Regions from separate parts of the Homo sapiens genome. Here regions 2 and 3 are each linked to region 1. The links are chromatin loops, found by intact Hi-C in ENCODE. Cell type or tissue: IMR-90. All regions are shown on one strand. Each heading gives the region's core, and the rest is flanking DNA. Links, peaks and the distances in the headings are about the cores only.

Region 1 (7,715 bases), core at 1,767-6,766:
GCATTAAGTTATTTTAAAAGTGACTATTTCTATGCAAGAAATAAAATGAACTGCGATTGAGTTAGAACCTGCATGAAGCATTCAGTTGGGGCCCTGCCCTAGTGGCATCAAAATCCTGCCCAAGCCTGACCACACTGATAAACAAACATATTTGCTATCTGCAGAACTTTTCAAACGTAGCATGGGGAAGTCAACACAGATTCCCAAACCAAAGACACAGAGAACCACCCAAATGTTATATCCTGGCTTATAAAATCCCAAGATTTCCATTTCCATACAGGCATCTGCAAGGTAAAGGAGTTCATGATATTTAAGAACAAGACAAATATTTGCATGGAAAAAGATCCATGGAAGTGGAATTTTTCAATGCTAGAATACAGTTGCAAAATTATCACATTAGTGTATGCTGACATGGAAATGTCACCTCTCAGGACATTTGTTCTTTAAGTTAAAATCCTAGAAACATGAACCTCTACATGGGATAAAACCGTGTAGGGCTATACACATATTCATGAAATCAGGTTTAAAAAATGATGACAACTGAATAAGGTCTGCAATCTAGTTAACAGTAATGTACCAATGTCAATTTCCTGGTTCTGGTATTGCAGGACAGATATATACAATGTCACCATACGGGGAAGTTGGATGAAGATTATACAGAACTCTTTGTACTATGTTTTACAACTTCTGTGAGTTTAAAATTACTTTAAAACAAAAAGCTAAAAAATGCAGATTAGCAAGCTGTACCCCAGAGATGATTCAGAAAATCTTGTAAGGGCTAAGGTATCACCATTATTTCAGCAGAACCCCAGTTAACCTTTCTGCAGAAACATCAGAAGTTGAGAAACAGTGCAAGTGAAATAGACTATTCTCGGCTCTATGACAGGGGCTTCCTCTTTGAAGGATGACTGGTGAGACTGTTTAATGCCTACAAAATTTCCCCCATTTATAAGTAATTATTTATGGTTTAGGAAGATGTGCTTTTGATTTGTTGTGATGCAGTCATTTAGTTATTTCTTTCATACGCTAATGTTTCACTCCAATAAAATAATGAATTTTGAGAACTTCCCATTACTTCCTTGCACTAAAATCAGCTCATTACTTCAAGGACCAGTCCTCGGTGCTCACAACCTTTGGCTTATGCTTCCTTTAGAGCATATGTTTGTCACAGAATTTTCTAAATTCAGATCATATCAAGATGTTCATCTGTTGTCAACTAATGATTTGTCACTCAGAAACTCTGCAAAATAAAATAAAATCTTTATACACTAAAATAAATTTTAGCCCTAGAAAAAGAAGCCCCACTATAACTATAGCTGCACTTCATGCCAATTAAAAAGATTAGACTTTCTATCTTTCCAGAAATATTTACCAAAGTCTTAACATGTGCATGCTACTCCATCAATAGACTATCAGGAAAAGCAGATATTAAACAATTTTACAATATTAATTAGATTATAATACATTTACCCCCTAAAGGAGAAACAAAATTTAAATGGTCGATTGTAGATAGCATAGAGGTCAAACCTAGTCTAGGGGGACAGTCAAGGCTACCTGGAGGAATGGCTAGGTTGGGTATCACCTTGACAAATGGTAAGGTTGGAAGTAAAGAGCTTTCCTGAACGAAACAACAAAGAATTGAGGGTGGAAATGAGTCAACACGGGAATAAGGAGAGTGGAGTGGAAGTCATGGGTGTTCCAAGCACATGCAAGAACACTGAAGCAGGGCCATGTTGAGTTTTCAAGGAAGTTTGAAAAGACCCATGTATTATAGCTGGAGTGTTAAGTATCAGGGGAGAATTAGGGAGAAGTCACATACAGACAGGCTGCATCAGTAGCATATTTTTCTCTATGCAGTGGGTGTCCAGTGACCCAAGGGGTCGGCCTCATGGATTAATACAGCACTGCGTGTCAAATAGATTGGAACAAGAAAGAGAGTGAGGAGAAAGTCATTTCTTAATCTCCTGCATTTAGGTGAGAAGTACTTAAAACCCAGCCTGGCACATTGCTTGAATGAATGTTCTTGTATTTTTAATCGGTGGACTGGCTACAATGGCAAAGGGAGAAGATGGTGACAAAGACCACTGACTCCAGATGCCTTGATGACCCCAATGATAGCTAAAGGAAGAACAGACCACCTAAGCTCTTAGGAAACGGATTGAGAGGAAAAATGATAATTCCATTTTGGACAACATTGGTTTGAAGTAGCAGGTGTCCAAGAGATGTACGAGATCACGGGCAATGTGACAGAAAGAATACTGTCAAAGTCAGCTGCAGACTTCTGCTGAATACGGACCTTCTTGACAGGATCTTTGGTTACATATGGCAAGCTCAGCAAACCAATAAGCTTAGTTGTCATAGGTTTATCAAACTCCACTGTGGGCCAGATACTTTGACAGAAGCTGCTTTGCAATAATGCATAAAATAGATGTGGTAACTGCTTACAAGGTACTTACAGAATATAAACATACAATCAGGTAAGGAAATGTACAGTTCCAAGTTATACTAAGCATACCAAGGAAATGAACAGAAAGAGCCTATCAGAAGTGCCCTCATTCAGGGTAGGAAGGAAATCAGAGAGCCCTCTCTAAGCAAATGATATTTACACTGTGGCCTAAGGGATGAGTAGCAGTCAAAAACTCTATGTGGGCCAGACTCAGCGGCTCACACCTATAATCTCAGCACTTTGGGAGGTCGAGGTGGGCAGATCGTTTGAGTTCAGGAGTTCAAGAACAGCTTTGGCAACATGGTGAATTCCCATCTCTACAAAAAATCCAAAAATTAGCCAGGGCATGGCGGTGTGTGTCTATAGTCCCAGCTACTCAGGAGACTAAGGTGGGAGAATCACTTAGCCCAGGAGGTCGAGGTTCCAGTGAACCATGATCGCACCACTGCACTCCAGCCTGGGTGACAGAGTGAGACCCTGTCGAAAAAAACAAAAATGAAAAAAAAAACCCTGTGAGTTTGTGTGTGTGCACACGTGTGTGCGTATGTGTGTTTAGGCGTTAGGGCTGGACAGGGCTACTGGGCAAAAGAACAGAATGATCCCTAACATAGGAAAGAGCTCAACACATCTGCAGAAATGAAAAAGGGTCTAAGAAGCTCTTGTTCCTAAAAGCTTGCTAGGAATTGTCAAAGGGACAGTAGTGTTTAAATCCCACACAGCCTTGCAGGTAATATTTAATAGTTTGGATTTTATTCTGAGTTCAATGAAAAGCCATTTAAGCATTCTGAGTAGATGAGTACTAATTTAACTTACATTAAAAAAAAAAGAAGTCTTGGCTGCTATGCAGGATGATTTGGGGGAAGAAGTACGAAAGGAGCCAAGGAAGCCAGTGTAGTTATCCCAGGAGAGAAGATGGGGACTTGGAGAAGGAGGACGTGGGTGAACATGGAGGGAAGTGGGCGAATGTGAGAGATATTTCAGGGTTAGAACCAAAAGGACATATAAGGTCTGAGTTGTACTAGTTCCCCAAAATAAAAGCACTTGAAGTATTGTGATGGTGTCAAGATTTACCCTATTAAAACAGTATACTGACAGCCTCATTTATCAGTAATATAATCAAGCAGTTTTGAAATATGGATCTCATATCTTAACATCTGAAAGGTAATCAAAGTCAAGGGACTTAAAAAACAAATGGGACAAAATTGTTCTCTTGTTTTAGAACATAGGAAATTTACAAGCTGAGTTATAAAGGCACCTAAGAGAATGCTATGGAATCACTACAACATAGATAATCTATGTCTTCAAATGCCAATAGGTCTGCAACAAGAAATATGCAAACTCACTGAATTATTTTATCCTACTTAAGAAAATAGTCATTTTTCCTCATTCCTTGCAAGGCAGGTTCTTGCACAGTAAAGATTCTACAAATATTTACATTCCAAGTAGCAAAGCTGTTTGAAATGCTATAAAGTTCTGCCAGCACTTCTATTACAAACCCTTATTTCTTGTTTATAACATGTACATAAAAGGGGGAAAATAAAAATGTACTATGGATTGAAACTTGGCATACAAAGTTTCAACCAGGGAGTGCATTTCTCCTGCAGCAATTTTTCCAAAGAAATGTCCCACTGTGTTTAAGAGATGAGTGCAGGGGAGACTATAAGATAAAAACCATTTACAACACTCGATCCATTTCTGAAATGTTTATACAAATTGGATATGAGAATGAGATCTGTCACCCCTCAATTTCAAAGAAATGTTCTATCTTAAACTGTTCCGTGGCCCCATATTCTCTTGCCAACTATCTTTGCAACAATGATATTCTCCATTGCACTTTTTTCAAGCATAAGAAAGGAAACTGTCCACCAGCATTAAGTGATTAATTATATATGCATGTTAAAAGTATATGCATATGCATGTGTGCATATTAAAAACTACAAGTGAGCACCTTAAAGATGCTCACCTTCATAGAGACAAAGTACCTTGCTAAGATAAGAAGGCTTAAAGGCAGACTGGTGGTGACAACTAAATCAGAGACAGCAGGCAAACATGCACAGCATCAATAAATCCTCCTGCCATCTGAATATATTCCACTACATAAAATTAACATTAGTTTTACTGCTAACAACTTACTAACTGGTGATTGGAAACCAGTCAAAGCTTCTCTGTTTTGTAGTATTGCCACAGTATAGCGATATACAGATCTGACAGTTTGGAAGCAGCAATTATATCTATATACTATTTCAGCATGAACCATATTAAGAGTTAATGAGAACTTCAAGTTGGACACTTAAATTTTGCAGTAAAAACAAAGCTGGAAGATGTGTACTGAATGTGTGAGAAGGAGTTAGGAACTTGTAAAAGAGAAAGATGCATATTTTGCAAGCAGAGAAAAGAGGCTATTAGTTTGTAATAACTGGGCATATATGAAATGTGACAGTGATAAAATTGAACATAAATCAGCAAAGGAAAGGCTACAGCTTGTTGTCCACGGCTAATCTTCTCTCTACTTGAAAGTGCTCAGCACTTTGCTCCTATTAAATGCTTTGTTGCCATTTTAAGGTACACTTGGGCTATCTGGTTGTGTTGTGAAGAATATTTAAAAGTTAGAGTTCTCCTGGAGAAATGAACTTAACATCTTCATGTCTTCGGGCTGACATTAATGACATCCAGACAGTGAGGAGGACATGAGGCTGAATGTTATTGTCTGTGGCGGCCACAGCCTGAATCTATTACCCTGCATATCAATTAGACACTCGGTGTCTCGGTTATCCTACTTTTAGACAGAAGGGCCACTTGCATGCATTCAGCCTTACTATTCATCTTATAAAAGTGTACAGCAATTTGCTATATTTCCCTGGTGGATACTGATCATTTTGGGGGTCCTCAAACCACATGTTTACTCTCAACTAATTTCAAGCAAGTATTCAAAGACCAATAATTCCCAACCCCACTCTTTATTATTTGCAAGCCAACATCCTTCCATTTAGTGAGGCTGAACCCGATCAGATTTCTTTAATGAACATTCACAAGGACCTCTCCCATTGCAACCAGTGACATGCACGTATTAGGCATCTTACAAATGTTGCACAAATTGATATGAATATTAACCTGCAGTCAACTTTCTCCCTAGTCCCATGACCCACAAATGGTTAAAACCATGAACCAAGATGCCAGGTTACTGCAGCCAAAGTCAGGTTACTGTTAGTAAACACATCTAGCAAAGCAAAAGTAACACATTTGACTTGATATTGAGATATAAGCTCTTTCAAAGGCAATTACTCCTCCTTTCAATCTCTGAAGGGCTCTGACTCATTGTTCTGATTAATTCCTGTTTTTAATCTATTTACAGATCAGGATTCTTTTTCAGCTAGTGTGATATTCATCTCTGTGGGGGTAGACAGAAACCACAGCACGTACAGTCTTCCTACTTTTTTTTTTTTTTTTTTAGTTATTCTTGCTTAATCATTTTAAAATTATTTCTGGATTTACCTACTCACCATATGAGCTGGGGTTTCTGACCTCCCTCCTGCACATCACGCCCTCCTTGTCTGTTGCTTTTTCTAGCTCTGTTTCCCTGCATCTTGGGTTGAGGTTAGCAGACTGGCTACCCCTTTCCCAGAGCTCTGTTCCCCTTTCTTTGCCTCTGAAAGGAGGTTTGCTGTCCTTACCGTAGCGGACACCGTTTGTTATTAAATAATACCTCTGGACACATCTCCTTGTTGTAAATCAATAAGCAAATGCAATACAGGGAAAGACATACGGATTGGAGAGTTGTACGGAGCTTTGCACAAGCAGAGCCCAGAAGCTGTTCGTTCATTTCACGCGACCAGAAAAAATTCCTGATGGTGCTATGACCCCGGTGCCCGGTTGGCACTTCCTGGTTTTCTGTTTCTGCTATTCTGTTACCTGCTTGGTTAGCTTTGCAGGCTCCTCAGAGAACACAGAAACAGCTGAAACCAGGGTCCGAGCTCAGGAAACCTGGACTACAGCGCAGCAGGGTAAACCTGACAAATAAACGCGACGGGGAACTCCGTCCCAAGCTGCTGATCTGTGAGTAGAAAGAAAATGCAGCTTAGAAAACTTGATCGCTAATGAAAGAATCGGCCACCCTAGCTTTCTCAGACCTGGGAATCTGGGCCTGGGGGGTGGTTCCAGCAAAGAGGTATCACATTCCCACATTCTGCATCATGCACCTGGAATTGTTCCTCAGCATCCCTAGGAGTCACAACTTTTTTCCCCCAACTTTAACTGGTCAAATCCACTGCGCGAAGGGCAAGCCCAAGGGACCTACCACTCAATTTTCAGCGCTCCAGCTGGGGATGCAGCCTTCCCAACCCGAAACCAATCCTCGCCCCAGAAGGGGAAAAATAATCTCCCCAGAGCAAGTCCGATGAGAGAAGCATCTTTTATTCTCGACCCGTCAGGTGCATTTCCCTGCAAACAAACTTCGGGGCTGAGGAGCCATGAAGCCAGGGCGTAAAGTTTGCCCTGGCAGGTGGCTCATCCCTGTGGCCCGGCCGGCGCCAGGAGTCGGGCATCCCGGACTTACCTGGTCTCTGCAGCTCGCCAGACGCCCGCCCCGACGGCCCACTCGCCGCCGCCGCCGCCGCCGCCGCCGCCGCCACCGCCGCCGCCGCAGTTAGTCCGGGCCCGGGGGGCCGCCGTGCGCGCCCGCGTAAGCCGCCGCCGCCGCAGGCGCAGCACCCTCGTCCGCACGGTTCCCGGCCCAGTCCACGGCGCCAGCCCGCCCGCCGCTGCCACCGCCGCCGCCGCCAAGCGCCAGGCTGCTGTGGCTGCTGCCGGCGCCTAGCGAGCACTGCCCGTGCCTCCGCCACTCCGGCTCCGGCTCCGGCTCCGACGCGGACGCTGGAGGGAGGGGAGACCGGGCGGACTGGAGGGAGGGAGGGGCGGGGAGCGCGGCGGAGCAGCCAACTGGGTCCCGAGCCTCGCGTCTGCGGCGCCCCCAGCGCCTCTGCGCCGGCCGGACCCCGCGCGGCCCTGCGCTCGGCCGCGTGCACCCACGTGTGTCCGGCCTCCGCAGGGCCCTGGGCGGCGGCGCGGGCTGGGCGGCGGTCACCGTGTCACCTCCGGGTGGCCTCGTGCCACGCAGTTAGGGCCCTCGGAACACGGGGTTAAGGCAGGAATTCCACTTCTAGAAAAGCCTCCTGCAGCTGCGCTCCCACAAGTGCGCAAAGATTGCCAATTTTAATATTAAAGCGGATAATTATTAAGGGCTCACTAGGTAGCAGGTCGTGGACTGCGCTAA
Region 2 (7,715 bases), core at 1,861-6,860, 180 kb before region 1:
CAACCAAGACTACCCAGCTATTATGTTATGTTCATTTGAGACAATATAAATTTAAATTATTTTGATACTTCCTTCCTAGATGTAGTTTTAGCAATTATTTATTTCTATCTAATATATCTCCCTCTTTTTACTCATAATACAACACTTCTTTTGGAAACTGCTTCTTTCTCATTCCAGTGCTTGTCAGCTGGTGGACTGATTCAAGCCCTCAGCTTCAGGGCTCCCATAAAAAAGGCTGATTCTAAAAGAATCAGGAGCCATAGAGAAACAGGGTGTCTGCTTCATTAGGATATTTAGCATTAAGGATCACAGAACTTAGAGCTGTCAGAGGTCACCTTTGCCTCCACAAGGAAGATACATGAGAATGGAGGCAATATGGAGAGAAGTGCAGTCAAGAAATACAGAGAAAAATGGATTGTTTATGGAATTGATTCAATCCCTGAATCCAACGGATTGAGTTTTCAGGGAGCGGACCCCTAAATAGAGTTTGGAATAAAAGCTTTTAATCAATGATCAAAACTCATGAAAGGAAAAAACTAGGATTCAACTGGGAAGAGAAAGAAACTGAATTGTGATGTGGTCCAACAAAAACATGGTCATCCTGACAGGAAGTTATGGATTAAATCAGAATTGCCCAGTGTTGGTCAGAAATGGTTGACCCTTCATATCCGAGCCTTGCTCAGTCACTAGATGTGGGCTTCCTCAGGAGGGGTGTGACTGTGGGCAAGTGTCTCTCTGCAGCTGGGGCAGACCAGGAAGGAGTGAGAGCTGGAGGCCATCCACTAACCCCACACCCCGTGGCGAGGCAGCACGTCCTTCTGGGTGGTGTATCTCTTCGTAAAACCTCACAGTGCTACCAGAAGCCACTTGATCATCCCAGTTATGTGAGCCAGCAAACTCCCAATTTTTTGTCAATACGGTTTGACTTCTGTTACTTTGTTTGCAATCAAGAGGCTCTATGCTTCCCTTCAAACTTAAAGTTCTTCTGAAACATCAAGATTCCAGCAATTATGAACACCCTTGAAATAAACTGGAGAACACAATTTAAACCCACAGCAGACCACATGATGGCAATCCTATTTTTTAATCAAGCTCCAAGTCTGCAGTCTCCAGATGGTTCACGAATTTCAAGTGGCCAGATCCTGAAGATGGGAGATATCTGTTTTATTGGGCTGAGGGTTTGTGATCAAAACTGACAACTCTTTGGGTGGAAAGGACTGTAATTTGTATGTCACAGAACAAATAAAGTCCAGCATGTTTTCCTTTGAATAAGTTTTACTGTAATGAGAAGCAGACTTCTCAGTTTCACTTCTGGTCAGAAAGATCCACTCTAACTTGTTTATCTCCCAATAATTCTCATCCTCTCAATAACAAAATACGTGTTTCTCTGAGAACAGTGATTTATTCATTAATAATGCCCTCTTTGTTCCTGCAAGTGGCCAAGTTTGCAATAGAGAGCACGATAGGAAAATCAAACCAGCACCCCAGGCTCATACTGGGGAGATAATAAAATTATTTTCATATGTGCTGAAGTTCATTTTTACTCTGGGTCACTATCTTGGTAAGGTTCTGAATTTCTAGTAATATTTCAATTTATACCAATATAGCATAAAATTTGCAATTCCAACGCCCCAATGTAAATGATGTGGATATACACACATATCATTTCTATGTGTATAAATATATATATATATATATAAAATACATATATAAAGAGGCTTATTGGCACATACTAATAAGCTTGTGTGTGTGTGTGTGTGACAGAGAGAGAGAGAGAGAGAGAGAAAGAGAGGCAGACAAACAGCAAAGATCCAGTTTGACATGGCATAAAACTAAAAACCAAATGATAATGGTGTAATGACAAAGCATTGTTTAGCACCGTTAGGTGACTGAAGCAAATGTGATCTCTCTTGTCTTTATAAACCAAAAAGTCAATGAGTCGATTGTTTAGAAACCTCTCTGGATGGACTATTTTTTGTAGTGTTCCTCATATTCCAACTCAGCAGACAAAATCTAATGCTCAGGTTATCAAGTTTCTCAGAGTAATTTACAGATGCAATAACAGTACATGCGCTGCAGGCCTTGCCCTGAACCTTAATAAATATGAAAAGCAGAAACAGAGCATGACTTACCTCCAGAGTGTGGTGGGGGGCCGCAGAGCAGCACAACTCCCTGGCCTTCACGCACAGACACTGTACTCCTCATTTTGGTTTTAAAATTTTCAAGATCTGATTTGAAAACAAAACAAAACTGAATTTTAGAAAGACCAATTAAATCACAAATTTTACACCAAGACCTTCCTTTCTTTTAGAAAACAATTTTAGTTTTTGCTTTTTTCTTTAAAAATTTTTATTTTTATTTACTTAGAATTTCACCCTTTATTTTAGATTCAGGAGGTACACGTACAGGTTTGTTATGTGGTTATACTGTGTAATGCTGAGGTTTGGGGTTTGGTTGATCTCATCACCCAGGTAGTGAGTACAGAACCCAACAGGTAGGTAGTTTTCTAATCCTTACCCCTCTCCCTTCCTCCCCACTGTAGTCGTCCCCAGGGTCCACTTTTGTCATCTTTATGGTCATAAGTACCTAACATTTATCTTCTGCTTATAAGTGAGAACATACAGTATTTGGTTTTCTGTTCCTGCATGGAAAACAATTTTAAAATCTCTTTCCCAGAACCTAGAGAGAAAACCATTTGCTTTGAGGTAGAAAAGCTGGATTCTGATTTCTTTATTAAAGCTTCTAGAAATTCAGCAATACAATATAAATATATACCCACTGATCCCATGTTGCTGAAATAGTGTCTAAAATGGCATGAACTATCCAAAGACAAAGCGTGTATCAGAATGAACTAACCAGACAATATAATTCAAAAAAGGAAATGAAATATCCTAAATCAAAAATAAACATAAATATGACTTTCACATTCACCAGTGATTCACCATATCATGAATACTTTTAGCTTCAACTTGTAATAATGACCAACTATTCATGAATTTCCCTCCTAAAACATTTTATCATAGCCTAAATAGATTTTATTCTACCTATAATTATTTTTATTTACAAAAATATTTGATAATATTCAGTTTCTGAGTATAAGTCCTATTTTTCCCATATTCTGAAGGGCTTTGTGGAAGATATATTGTCACTGAAAATTACCAAGTACATAGAATTCAAAGGATAACAGTAATTTAAATCAGCATATTCCCTTTTATTTATAGCGGCTAAAAATAATTATTTTTATAAGCATCCAAAGATTTTTTCAAGTGTTTAAAAAAGTTAAAAAAATAGCAATCAAGTGCAAATACTATTTTGATTACCAACGGTTATTTTTAGAGAACATTTAATTTCTTCCAATGACAATCCAGTACAGCAAATACTGATTCATTCTTTCCAAGTTAAATTAAAGGAGAGAGAAAATTCCGTTGACTTCATTTTTAAAAATGCTTTAGTTCATAGGGAAAGAGGAAGAAAGATCTGTTTCTTTAAACTCTGACTTATAAAAAATGCCTGTGAAGAATTACACCGTTAATATACTCTATGGTGTCACTTTCTGTATCAGAACAATTGTACTGTCAATTTCTGAAAGAATATACTCACTTCATAGCTCTTAAGGGCTGATATAAATTACCTAAGTGGTGTCTATACACAGTGAAGCAGTATATGTATTTTAGAATACAACTTGGATATTTTCAACTTTTCTTTGAAAAATATAAAAAGCAAAATAATTATCTTCAAATTGATAAAACCAGAACCTGTAGACACTTAGGGATACTCTAAGGATCATATAGCAGTATATCAGAGAGAAATAAGAGGGCCTATGTGCCTCACGTTATTGTTACTGAAAAATAGTATTAAATTGCTAGGTTATAAATATGGAGTAAAGTGATTCAGCAAAACTCTCTTGTGTGTGCCCAGAAAAGAAGAAAAAACAGTTGATGGACTTATTTTAACCACACGCTATCCAACAGAAATGATACAATAACATAGCGTTGTATCACCTTAAATCTAACTAAAATGCAACATTCTCAAAACATTAAGTCTCTTGGAATGTAACTAACTGAGTTAGAACTGCAAAACTAGACCATCCAAATGTTTCCCAATGGCTAAATGAGGCAGTACCTCATATCAGAATGTAGCTTATACATGGAATTTCCAAAGATTATTTCTTGATGATCAAGTATGTGTCATCATTGCTGCCTTCCTGTCTAATTCCTTGTTATCTTCTGCCATACAATTTCACAGTGTGGATGTTTTCTATCACTGATTTTAGCTAGAATATGCAAAAATGTATAGAATAGTTCTACGGAAACCAGTAATGTCTCCTCCAAAGGTAAAATCTCTTTTGCCTAAGCACAAATATAGCTGGCACAGATCTGCCCATTGGTCTAGAGACAAGCATGGCTACTCTTTCTGCAGTGCACGAGTGCAAGGAATATTGTTCTGGATATCTGATATGGCCGGTTCATGGACGTAGCATCAGGAAGCAAAGAAAAATAACTTAATTGTAATGGCACATTGTAAGTGGCACTTTGCTGAAAAGGTGGTAAGTACACAGAGGACTGCATAGTTAATCTACAGGTGTAACCAAGGCTTTAACAAGCAGAACCTGGCCAAGTAGACGGACAGTAGTAGTAGCAGTCAGAGGGCCAGGGTGGGCATTTTTCTGAGGCAGATGGAGCAACATAGATGCATAAGAACATACATGTTACAGTCAAGGTATAGCGAGACTTTTCTCCTTTTTTGCAACACTAGGAACTATGAGAAAAGAGTAGTGTCAATGTCTAAAAAGCTTCAGATCATTAAAATATCTAGTGGAAGATTATATGTGCCACCCAAATGTAAGTCAAGCTATATATAGTCCAATTTTGGACTTTAAAAACAAACTAAGATGATAAAGAACACCTACAAGTAACTACAGCTATCATCATATTTAATGGTGAAAGACCGAGTGCTTTCCCCCTCCCCAACATCAGAAATTCGAGGGAGTTAAGCAGGTCACAGGATACAATTTCTACATACTAATAATAAACATGCAAAAATTGAAATTAAAAACTCAAAACTACTCACAATTGTTCCAAATAAAATAAAATACCCAGGTAAATTACACATAACAAAACATGCAGAAGATCTGTATAATGAAAATTACAGAATGCTAATGAAAAAGAAAAAAAATGCAGAGGCATAAATAAATGGAGACACATACTATGTACATGGATTGTTAGATTCAACATAATTGCTGTTCTTCCCAAATTAATACACTGTCATATGCTGTAGAACAATGTTTCGGTAAATGCTGGACCACATATATGGCCAGACCATATTTACAACAGTGATATCATAGGCATCATGACATAGTAGTGAAATATATTACTCCTGAGTTTGTGGTGATTGTGTAAAAAACCTACTATGCTGCCAGTCATATAAAAGTTTTGCATATAAAATTATGTATAGCATATAATGCTTGAGAATGATACTAAATAACTGTTACGGGTTTATGTATTTACTATGCTATAATTTTATTGTTATTTTAGAATATATTACTTCTATAAATTGAAAAAAAAAAGGTTAACCATAAAACAGCCTGAGGTAGGTCCTTCAGGAGTTTTTCAGAAGGAGGCATTGTCATTATAACAGATGACAGTTCCATGCATGTTATTGCCCCTGAAGATCTTCCAGTGGCATAAGATGTGGAGGTGGAAGACAGTGATACTGATGATCCTGACCCTGTGTAGGCCTAGGTTAACGTGTGTTTTTAAATGCTTTTGGCAAAAACACTTAAAAAGAAAACAAAATAAAAAAGCTTATTGAATAAGTGTACAAGAAAATAGTTTAGTAAAGCTCCACAATGTGTGTTTTAAGCTAAGTGTTATTATGGGTCAAAATTCATAAAACATTAAAAGTTTATAAATACAAATATTATAGTAAGCCAAGATTAATTTATCACTGAAACATATTTTTATAAATTCAGTGTAGCCTAAGTGTACAGTGTTTATGAAGTCTACAGTAATGTACAGTAACGTCCTAGGCCTTCACATTCACTCACCGCTCACTCACCAGTTCACCCACAACAGCCTCCAGTCCCGCAAGCTCCATTCATGGTAAGTGTTCAGTATAGATATACCGTTTCCTATCTTTTATATTGTACTGTACATTTTCTATGCTTAGATATTTTCAGAAACACAAATACTCACCATTGTGTCACAATTGCCTACAGTATTAAGTAAAGTGATCTGCTGTACAGGTTTATAGCCTAGCAGCAATAGGCTATACTATACAGCCTAGGTGTGTAGTAGGTTATACCATCTGGGTATAATAAGTACATACTATGATGTTTGATGAAATCACCTAATGATGCATTTCTCAGAACATATCCCTGTCATTAAGTGACACATGAGTGTATAATTTTAATATAATTCTGATCGAAATATCAGCATGGTTTTGGGTTTGTTCTTTTTTTTTTGTAGATAAAGACAAGCTTATTCTAAAATTTATATGTAAAGGCACAGGACTTAGAATGTGTAAAACTATCTAGACTAAAAACAAAGCAGGAAGAATCACTCTACCTAACATTGAGGCTTATAATATAGCTACAATGATCAAGACCATGTGGTAGTGGCACAGGGAGAGACACATAGATCCATACAGCAAAACAGAGAACACAGAAATAGACTCACAAAAATGGGCTCAGCTGATTTTTGAAAAAATGCAATTCAATGGAAGGAGAGAAAAAAAAAAATCGACCTAAACTTTACTCAGTTTAAAAATCAACTCAAACTAGACCACAAACGTAAATGTAAAACATAAAACTATAGAACTTTTATTTAAAAAATATTGGAAACCATCTTTGTGATGTAAGGATAGGCAAAGAGCTTTTAGACTTGACACCAATTGAATGGTCTTTAAAAGGAAGGACCAATAAACCAGACTGCATCAACATTTAAAACTTCTGCTCCATGAAAGCTCAAGCAAAGAGGATGTAAAGAAAAGCTACAGACTGGGAGGATATACTTGAAAACCACTTATCCACTAAAGAAAGAGTATCTAGAATAAGTAAGACTGCCCAAAATTCAATAGTATAAAACATACGATTCCATTAGAAAATGGGAAGAAGACACAAACAGTTCACTGAAGAGGAAAAACAGATGGAAAATAAGGACCTGAAAAGATGTTCAACATCATTAGACATCGGGGAAATGCAAATTAAAACTACAATGAGCTGTCACTCCACACCTACCAAAATACCTAAAAACAAAAAACAAAACAGTGACAGCACTAAATCTTGGAGAGGATGTAAGGAGGCTGGATGATTCAGACATTGTCTTCTTAAGTGTAAAATGTCAAAGCCAATATGGAAAACATGTTTTTTAGTTTCCTGTAAAACGAACCACACGTAACTACCATATGACCAGCAATTGCACTTTTGGGCATTTATCCTAGAGAAATGAAAACACTTGTTCATACAAAAATCTGTACATAAAAGTTCGCAGAGTTTTATGTCTAACAGCCCTAAACTGGAAACAACCCAAGTTCCTTCAATGTGTGAATGGCTAAATGCACAGTGCTACATCCATACCATGGAATGCTACCCTGCAACTCAAAGCAATGAAATCTTTATACACCCAACCCCTTTGGTAAATCTTCAGGAAATTATGCTGACTGAAATATGCCAATTCCAAAAGGTTACTTACTATATGATTCCATTTATGTAAAAC
Region 3 (7,715 bases), core at 1,861-6,860, 340 kb before region 1:
TAATATTTGGGTTGAGATTCAGGTCATTCCTGATTTTTTCCTCTAGGTTTTAATAAAACCTGAAAGCTTATTCATAGCTGTGAAGGAAACAATTCCTTTTTTAATTTAAAAAAACTTTTTTTTTTTGAGAAAGAATAAAATGTGATCATTTGAATTTTGGAATATAACTGAATGAAACAGAATGAAGCTTGAAAATCTGGCTGGTCTTCATGACTTTTATGTGATTAAATAAATTCATGCTAATATTTTGCATGGGTCAATTGCATTTGGGGTGACAAAAGCACTTTCATACTTCAGTCTTTATCTTTTAAAAACTAATTCATGGGGCAAAGTCTGATCAGATAGGTATTATTATCTCCATATTTTATAGAGGAATAATTGAGAGGTACAGATGGCAAAGTGATTTGTAAAGTCTTACAACTAGTTAGCAGCATACCAAACCAAACATCATTCTTCTAAGCCCCACAGTAGCATTTTCCAACAATGCTCTTTTGAATCACATGCCACTCCTCTCCAACAAAATAATTTTTAAAATGTATTTTTCATCCTTGGGGACTTAAATCAGCATTTCAAATTGATACTGGTTAAGTCTTCCAAATAATGCTATTATAATGGGAAAATAGCATTTGAATTAAATGAAAGAGTTTTTCAATGTAAAAAGAAATTCTCATGCGTGTGTGTGTACATGTGAGAGTGTGTGAGTCTTTATCCATAGGCAGTGCTTAAACTCATAGTTTAAGAACATTTATATCAAAAGTCTGAAGTATGTAATATGTAAATTCCTTTGGTTTATCAAGTTAATATTAAGGCATTTCAGATTCCCCTAAAAGGATTTACTGTTTTTTTAATTATATTCATATTTACCTATAATGAAGTAGAAAGTTAAAAATAAGAGTTGAAAAAAACATGCATAATCACTGCATTTCATGAAAGCACTTTTTTTGGTAACCAAATAACTTTCCAATAAATAATAAAAAGGAGTTAATATCACCACAGGACATATACAATTAAGAACAGTACTATAGGCATATAACTTGACATAGGGTGGACATTCGAGATGGCTGAAGTGGATCCTCTTGCATCCATACCTGTCAAAGTTGATGAAGAGCTCATTAATAAGGATTGTACCAATATGTAATCAGGGTGCTAGAGACTGGATATTTGTGGTGTTCCCCCCAAATTCTTTGTTGAAATCCTAACCCTCAATGTCAGAGTATTAGGAGGTGAGGGACTTCGAGAGGTGACACTGAATCTGCCAGCAATTTGACCTTGGGCTTCTCAGACTCCCCTCCAAAACTGTGAGAATTAAGTTTCTGTTGTTTATAAGCCACCTGTCTAGGTAGTTTTGTTAGAGAAGCCAAAAAGGACTAAGACACAGAGCAAAGGCAATACCTCTCCTATCAAAACCAAATCACTACGTGAACCTATCCTGGAACCACCACAAGTTGTTATTAGCCTTCATTTTATTTATCAATGCAGCATATACTAGTTGCCAAGAGTATCTATAAAAACAGTAATGTGTTTAAGTTTTCTTAAATGATACCAGGCTTTGTTCATCTACTATTATTTAACTTTAATTGAAATGGGAAAAACAACTTAATCATTTTGAAAACAATTATACTTGATTACAAACAACTTTGAGATAATTCAATGGTTTAATTAAGAATGCTTCATTGGGTAAGGGTTTGAAGGGTCTGTGCTTGTTTCTATTTTATGCATTTCCAGATAAATTATTACACATAATATAAAACATAATCTTTTTAAAAGGCAATAAATAAAAGCTTCGTTTTCATAGAGATGGCCCTGTGTGGTCACTTGCAAGCTCAGCAAGACAGCAGATGTCAGATGAAAAGGCTACTCTTGACTCAGCAGCCCTAAAATGCTAAAATAACATCTGTCCCTGCAAAAGCCTAGAACATATTTCTTTTAAAATTGCCACTTTGCCCATATTGTAATGTTAACTCCATGCCTTGCACCATTCAGGGAACAAGAAGCACATATTCATTATTTCAAAACCTAAATTAACAACAATAATAAACTAAATTTAATTTCTACTTTTGCTCTATTGAAGTGCATACAGTTTTAGAGAGTTCTGTAGTCCAAGATGGGTTCTGCAGACTTTTACTTTGCAGAACTTAGTTCTGCAATAAGTAGTTCCTGTTTTCTTAGTGTAGCTTTGTTTGTTTTAGTCTAAGTATGGCAGCCTTTATGGTTTTACAGAAAGACAGAATTTCTCTAAGTTTTCTATTTCCGTTTCTCTTCAGTTACTAATGTCTGCCATTTTGTTTTCCAAGATTAAAGACAAAAGTTTCAGTCCTGATTACCCATGCTAAATGAATGGAAACAGGGAACAAAGTCATGTCACTAAGAACTATAGAATAGCATATGAAGTCAAAATGGACTCTACAATAGTTAAACTGAGGCCAGAAAACTCCAGACCTGGGATTTAAGAGTGAGGATAAAATTTATTCTAGCATTGGCAGTTGATAAAATACGCAAACCAAAGTCTGTTTCCAACTCTAAACATATAATTTCTATAGTAAAATAGGTTTTACTTGGATTTGGAGAGGAAAAATTCGTATGAACCTCCTTGGAAACTAGGAGAAGAATTTTTAAGGAGTCTTTTAGTTTGGCACAGGTAAGTGGTTTAGGACTTTGACAATGTTAATCATTCTATTTAAAGAATTGATAAGATTTATCTATAATTTGTAGGAGGCAAATAACTAGACTATTAAAGATCTAAAAGAAATGATTAGGGAATTCTGCTTTTATAGGAGATCCAAAGGCAAATTTAAGTAAAACTCAGAATAAGGAAAAAAAATCAAATTAATGAAGTTTTGCTAAATATTTTTTGACATCTTTTCTTCACACCCTCATACTTTTCTCCCTATTTTGCACCACTCTTGAGGGGTTCCTCTTGCCCACGTCTCACCTGCCAAAACCTTACCGGCATTTGGATGTAAGCCTTGCTGGAAAGAAAGAATGGACAGAGGGATACTGATTGACTCACTATGGCGGATAGTAACACTGATGTCAATAAAGTAAATAATGGCTTCAACCAACTTACTGGTTATTCGTGGAATCCTGATCTGTTCACTACTGGTCCCATCCCCTCCATCTGTTGTGGCCTTGACTTCAATAATGTAGTCCTCTTTAATGGGCAGCACAAGTTCAGCTGAAGTTTTATTTGTGTTCAGTACTTGTACGTTATTTTGACTGCTAGTCCTATAGAAAACCTAAAATGCATGAACAAATACACTTACTTGTTATATTGCCCATTTTTGTTTTCTTCATAGAATTTGTCTCTCTGAAATTAACTAATTTTGTCCTTCTATATCCACTAGAATGTAAGTTTCATTCATGACTCTAATTGTAAGTCTTAGATTAGAGGTTAGCACATGGCAGAATCATCAGGTTCTCAAAATCAGGGAGGCTTGGGAAGAGTGAACTTCTCCCGTGGAAAAGCCCAGCTGGGCTGCGTATTTATGAGGCTGGAGAGATAAGGCAGGGCCATAGTGTATGGACCTTGAATGCCTGGCCATGGAATCAGAGCCAATAGTTTTATTTATTTATTTTTAAGTAGTATATAGGTCAGCATCAATAGTAGCAAACTAACACACAATTTGGAGACATTGTGTCCAAAATTCCCACTTGAGCAGAATTCTTTCACTTGAAACCATATTTAAGAAGCTATTTTGAAAAATTACCCATTTTATGGAAAGCTTGGTATCTTTGTCAAAATTAGATTACAGAAACCATATCAATATATAGAAAAATTCACTTATACCTAGCTTCTCTTGAAAAGTACTGCCAAAATTACGAAAATGAAGCATTGCAAATGAGAAAACTTACTTTATATCCTGTTACTTCTGACTCATTCTCCATGGCTTTAACTTGCTCCCAATTAAGTAACACTTTAGTGTCTGTGGCATTCCAAACAACATTTCCTGGTGGCTGACTGGGAGCTTGAAATGCAAAATGAGAAATTTTAAAACAGATCGAAGTACAAGTGATATTTTACACGGAGGAGATGGCGGCTATCATAGGAAGCTAGTGGAAGTAGAACGGGATGCCTTTGGTAATGCTTGGTGTAATAGATGAAATCAGAAAAAAATAACAGAGTATATAAATTTCCTTTTTTTAGAAAGGCATTTCATTCATACACCAAACCCCCGTGACACGTAATTTATTCATGTAACAAACCTGCACATGTACCCCGAATCTAAAATAAAAGTCCCAAAAAAGGCATTTCAATTAATGTGTAAGATAATTCATTTTATCATGCTCATCATACACTTTAGAGCATTTCACACTTACTGTGTCTCGTTGAAAACACGTCGATGGGGGGGATAAGGAAATTCCTCTATCTACCACTAGAGGGCTGCTTGTTCCTAAACCAAGAAAGGAAGGCGGCGGGACTTATTTTGACGCATACAGAGGCTGGAAGAAATTGCCAAATGGACAGATTAAAGTTCTGTGAAATGAAGTGTATATGATTTTGGAGCCAGCCTTGTATGATAAGATGGGCAAAATGTGAGGCAATCAAAAATAAGAATTACTTAGATTTATTCCCATGGAGTAATAGCTATACACATGAAAAATTGCAAGAGAGTCTATATTTTAAAAGTCTTCGTTTTCCAGGCTTAAATCAATTTTTGAGAAAAATAAGGCAAAACGCTAAAAAGTTAATGAGGATTCCATTAGAGGATTAATGAAACTCTCTGCGGTTTCTAAACTTAGATTCATAATTTAGTTCCTTTTCGTGAACGCTGGACTGTAAACTAATGCTAAGGGGTGAGGGTGTTGAGGGATGGCCGATAGTATTTGTCAATAGCAACACAGATAGGGCACTGGAAAAATCAGTTTCTTGTCAATAACAACAACAAACATAATATTATTCATTCAACAACAGCATCACAATTGCCCTCAGTGTTATATTTGTAGATTTAACCACAGAATGTGATTTGGCTAACTGAATTTGTAATGGAAAAATGATATAAAACATTAGCTATCCAGAGAAATTTCTAAACATCATTGACTCATGCCATAGGGGAAATACAGCTGAACTTACAGATAGGAAGAACTCAAATACATTTATGAGTCTAATGACACCAAACGAGATTGTATTCCCTGTGGATTTCTTTTGCTTTTTGTCTCTTTTAACACTATTCTATGTTGCCTTTAAAATTCTGTGATGTGAGTATTCACAATGAGTTTAGGTCAGCTAAGATTGTCTGAGCTGCTGTGCTCTGCTAATAACAACAAAAAAATTATAGCAGCTGCTTAGGGTTGAAATACTAATGACCATGTTCTGGTTACTCAAATAATATGAATGTACAATTTTTAGGACAATTTCCCAAAGCCAGTGATACCCTGTGGCCTGACAGCACTATAAAAGGACAGGTTTGGTTTGATGCAGCTGAGCTATACTACAGCATGGTTTGTTCTAACAAAAGGTGTGTGTTTGGAGGTTACAAAAAGTTTGAGTAATTTTGGTTAAATCACCTATACCAACATCAGCCTTCAGGGAGAAATGACTGCAAATAGAACACTGGGGTTTATCTTGTATGAGTCACAACATACGTGGGCTGAATGAGTTCAGCCTGAAATGAATACTTTTTGAAATGACAAAAAGAAAAAAAAAAAACAAAAAAAAAGGAAAACAAAAAAGAAATAATAGGGTCTAACTTTGTTCTTTTTGAATCATATTACTGTTTTCTAAACGTCAGTCATGTATCATTTTTGTCATGTTTTGCTATTTAAAAAAATAACTTGGTTTAAGAAAAATTAAACATCTATTTTACCTTCATCTCAATAATATTCACACAATAATTAGCTTGATGTGCTAGTTACATTTTTGGGCACTCTCTAAAATAAATGAATTTAATGCCTTATATAAACATTCTAAATTTTTATAATGTTCGCGAACTACCTTAAGATCATCTCTTACCACCACTGGTAAGAATGACAATATTTGGGAAATTTTGGACCAGAGAAACTTTCACCCATGTTCAAAATGCTATTATTAGTAACTAATACTTAGTACACGTCTATAATATGTTAGGGATTACAGAATGTGCTTTAATATAATTTACTTAATCCTCATTATATTGCATTGTAATAAAGCCCATTTCTGTACATACATAATCTGGACCCAGAGAGTTAAAATTTAAAAAGATTGTATAAGCATGTTCATGACAGCATTATTCAAAAGATGGGTGGATGAACAAAATGGGGCATTTACCTATAATGAAATATTATTCAGCCTTAAAAACATAAAATTTGGACACATGCTATAACATGGATGAACCTTGTGGACATTATGCTAAGTGAAATAAGCCAGACACCCAAAGACAAATACTTTATAATTCTACTTATTTGAGATATTCAGAATAGTCAAAAATTCACAGAGACAGAAAATAAAATGCTGGTTGCCAGAGGCTGGTGGAAGGGGAAATGGAGAATTGCTTAATGAGTACAAAGTTCCAGTTCTGCAAGATGAAAAGGGTTCTAGAGATCTATTGCACAGAAATGTAAAAGACTTAACACTACAGAACTGTATGTTTTTAAATGTTTAGTATGTTAAATTTTATGTTATGTGTACTTTACTACAATGAAAGGTTTAAAAAAGCTTGCTAAGATACATGACTAGTGAGAAGTATTATGTGGATTCAAACCAGCTCTGTTTAAGTCCTCTGCACCTTGAGAGGATTATGCTTCTCTGCCTAGCTCTCACTGATGTTGGCGTTGGCTATGGGACTTGTGGTTCCCTGCCTGTAAATAGGCATAATTCTCCTTCTCATTGGCATCCCATAGATATGGGACTTCACCATAGGACTTGCCTCAACCAATGGAATGTGGGCCAAAGGGAAATAGGCCACCCCCAAGTGGCAGCCATAAAAGTCATTGAAGAGTATGGTTTGCTTTCCTCTCTTTTCTCTTTGCCATGAGATTGCCAAGTCCCAGAGATTGGCTGCTCCATTATTCTGGGTTCAGGAGTGGAGACAGAATGGGAGACAGAATGGATCAGATCTGAATCTCACTCATGATGAACATATAGTATGAGTTGAAGAAAAAAAAGTATAGTTTTAGGCCACTGAGGTTTGGGGATTTGAGGTGCCTCAGCCTGGACTAGCCTAATCTGACATAGCTATTAACCAGTAGTTTAGATAGCTCTGAAGCAACACAATGAACTTTTGTAAAAGTATGGAGTCAAGTAGTGAATTAGGAATGAGCAGGGGATAGTTGATAGTGTAACTTCTAGGACTTCTAATTTTACTTTTTGTATTTGAACCTGTGTGGAAGTGCAACCCAGAATAGGATGATTGAGTTCCAAAATTTACTGGACCTAAACTGGTAAGTAGTCTACATTTTGAAATTTTTTGGAAATCGTTTGTCAACGTTCATATCCTATAGGTTTTTCCTGTCAACCTCTACTGTTGGCAGAATGCTAAATTAGAAAAAACTGGTAAAAAACTAATCCTAGTAAAATGATGACATATCACTAGATTTATATCACAACACTAATTGACAGGATACACATAATCATTTCAGTAATTTTAAGTGTTACATAAAGAAATAACTTTCTCTCGAGAGGTTTTTATTATTGTTGTTCCTTAAGCATCCATCATGATCCTCTGTGCACTTGATTTTCAGACTCCTCAACATCAGCTTCATAGATTTTACTTACTCTGCAGATACTTGCCTGAAAACAA

What was found. Hi-C counts contacts between places; a loop is a spot of excess contacts. Peaks named below come from ENCODE experiments on the same cell type or tissue, not always from the same donor. Only the 100,000 strongest peaks of a DNase experiment are listed, where the experiment ranks them.
Region 2: it touches region 1 in a loop (2.1-fold over the local background); 3 of 110 quality-filtered maps call a loop at or near these places.
Region 3: a loop joins it to region 1, with 3 times the contacts of the local background. A loop is called at or near these places in 6 of 110 quality-filtered maps.

Annotation. Positions count from the first base shown.
Region 1 is chr3:74,607,393-74,615,107 of GRCh38, forward strand. It overlaps CNTN3 (contactin 3), which reads right to left and starts at 7,267. Exons shown (of 23, transcript NM_020872.3): 1 at 6,999-7,267. LOC105377166 (a long non-coding RNA gene) reads left to right here and starts at 6,411. Exons shown (of 3, transcript XR_007096257.1): 1 at 6,411-6,499. In IMR-90, for the core only: no CTCF peak of the experiment used is centred there; a DNase peak (open chromatin) is centred at 3,889; H3K4me3 peaks cover 1,090 bases; H3K27ac peaks cover 222 bases.
Region 2 is chr3:74,422,713-74,430,427 of GRCh38, forward strand. CNTN3 (contactin 3) reads right to left here. Exons shown (of 23, transcript NM_020872.3): 5 at 2,133-2,228. Among named protein-coding and RNA genes, the nearest start is that of CNTN3, 190 kb to the right of the region's middle. In IMR-90, for the core only: no CTCF peak of the experiment used is centred there; a DNase peak (open chromatin) is centred at 4,059.
Region 3 is chr3:74,263,414-74,271,128 of GRCh38, forward strand. CNTN3 (contactin 3) reads right to left here. Exons shown (of 23, transcript NM_020872.3): 21 at 3,853-3,965; 22 at 3,068-3,236; 23 at 1-1,088. The coding sequence ends at 988. Among named protein-coding and RNA genes, the nearest start is that of LINC02047, 270 kb to the left of the region's middle. In IMR-90, for the core only: a CTCF peak has its summit at 4,380 (motif pointing right); DNase peaks (open chromatin) are centred at 4,398 and 5,568.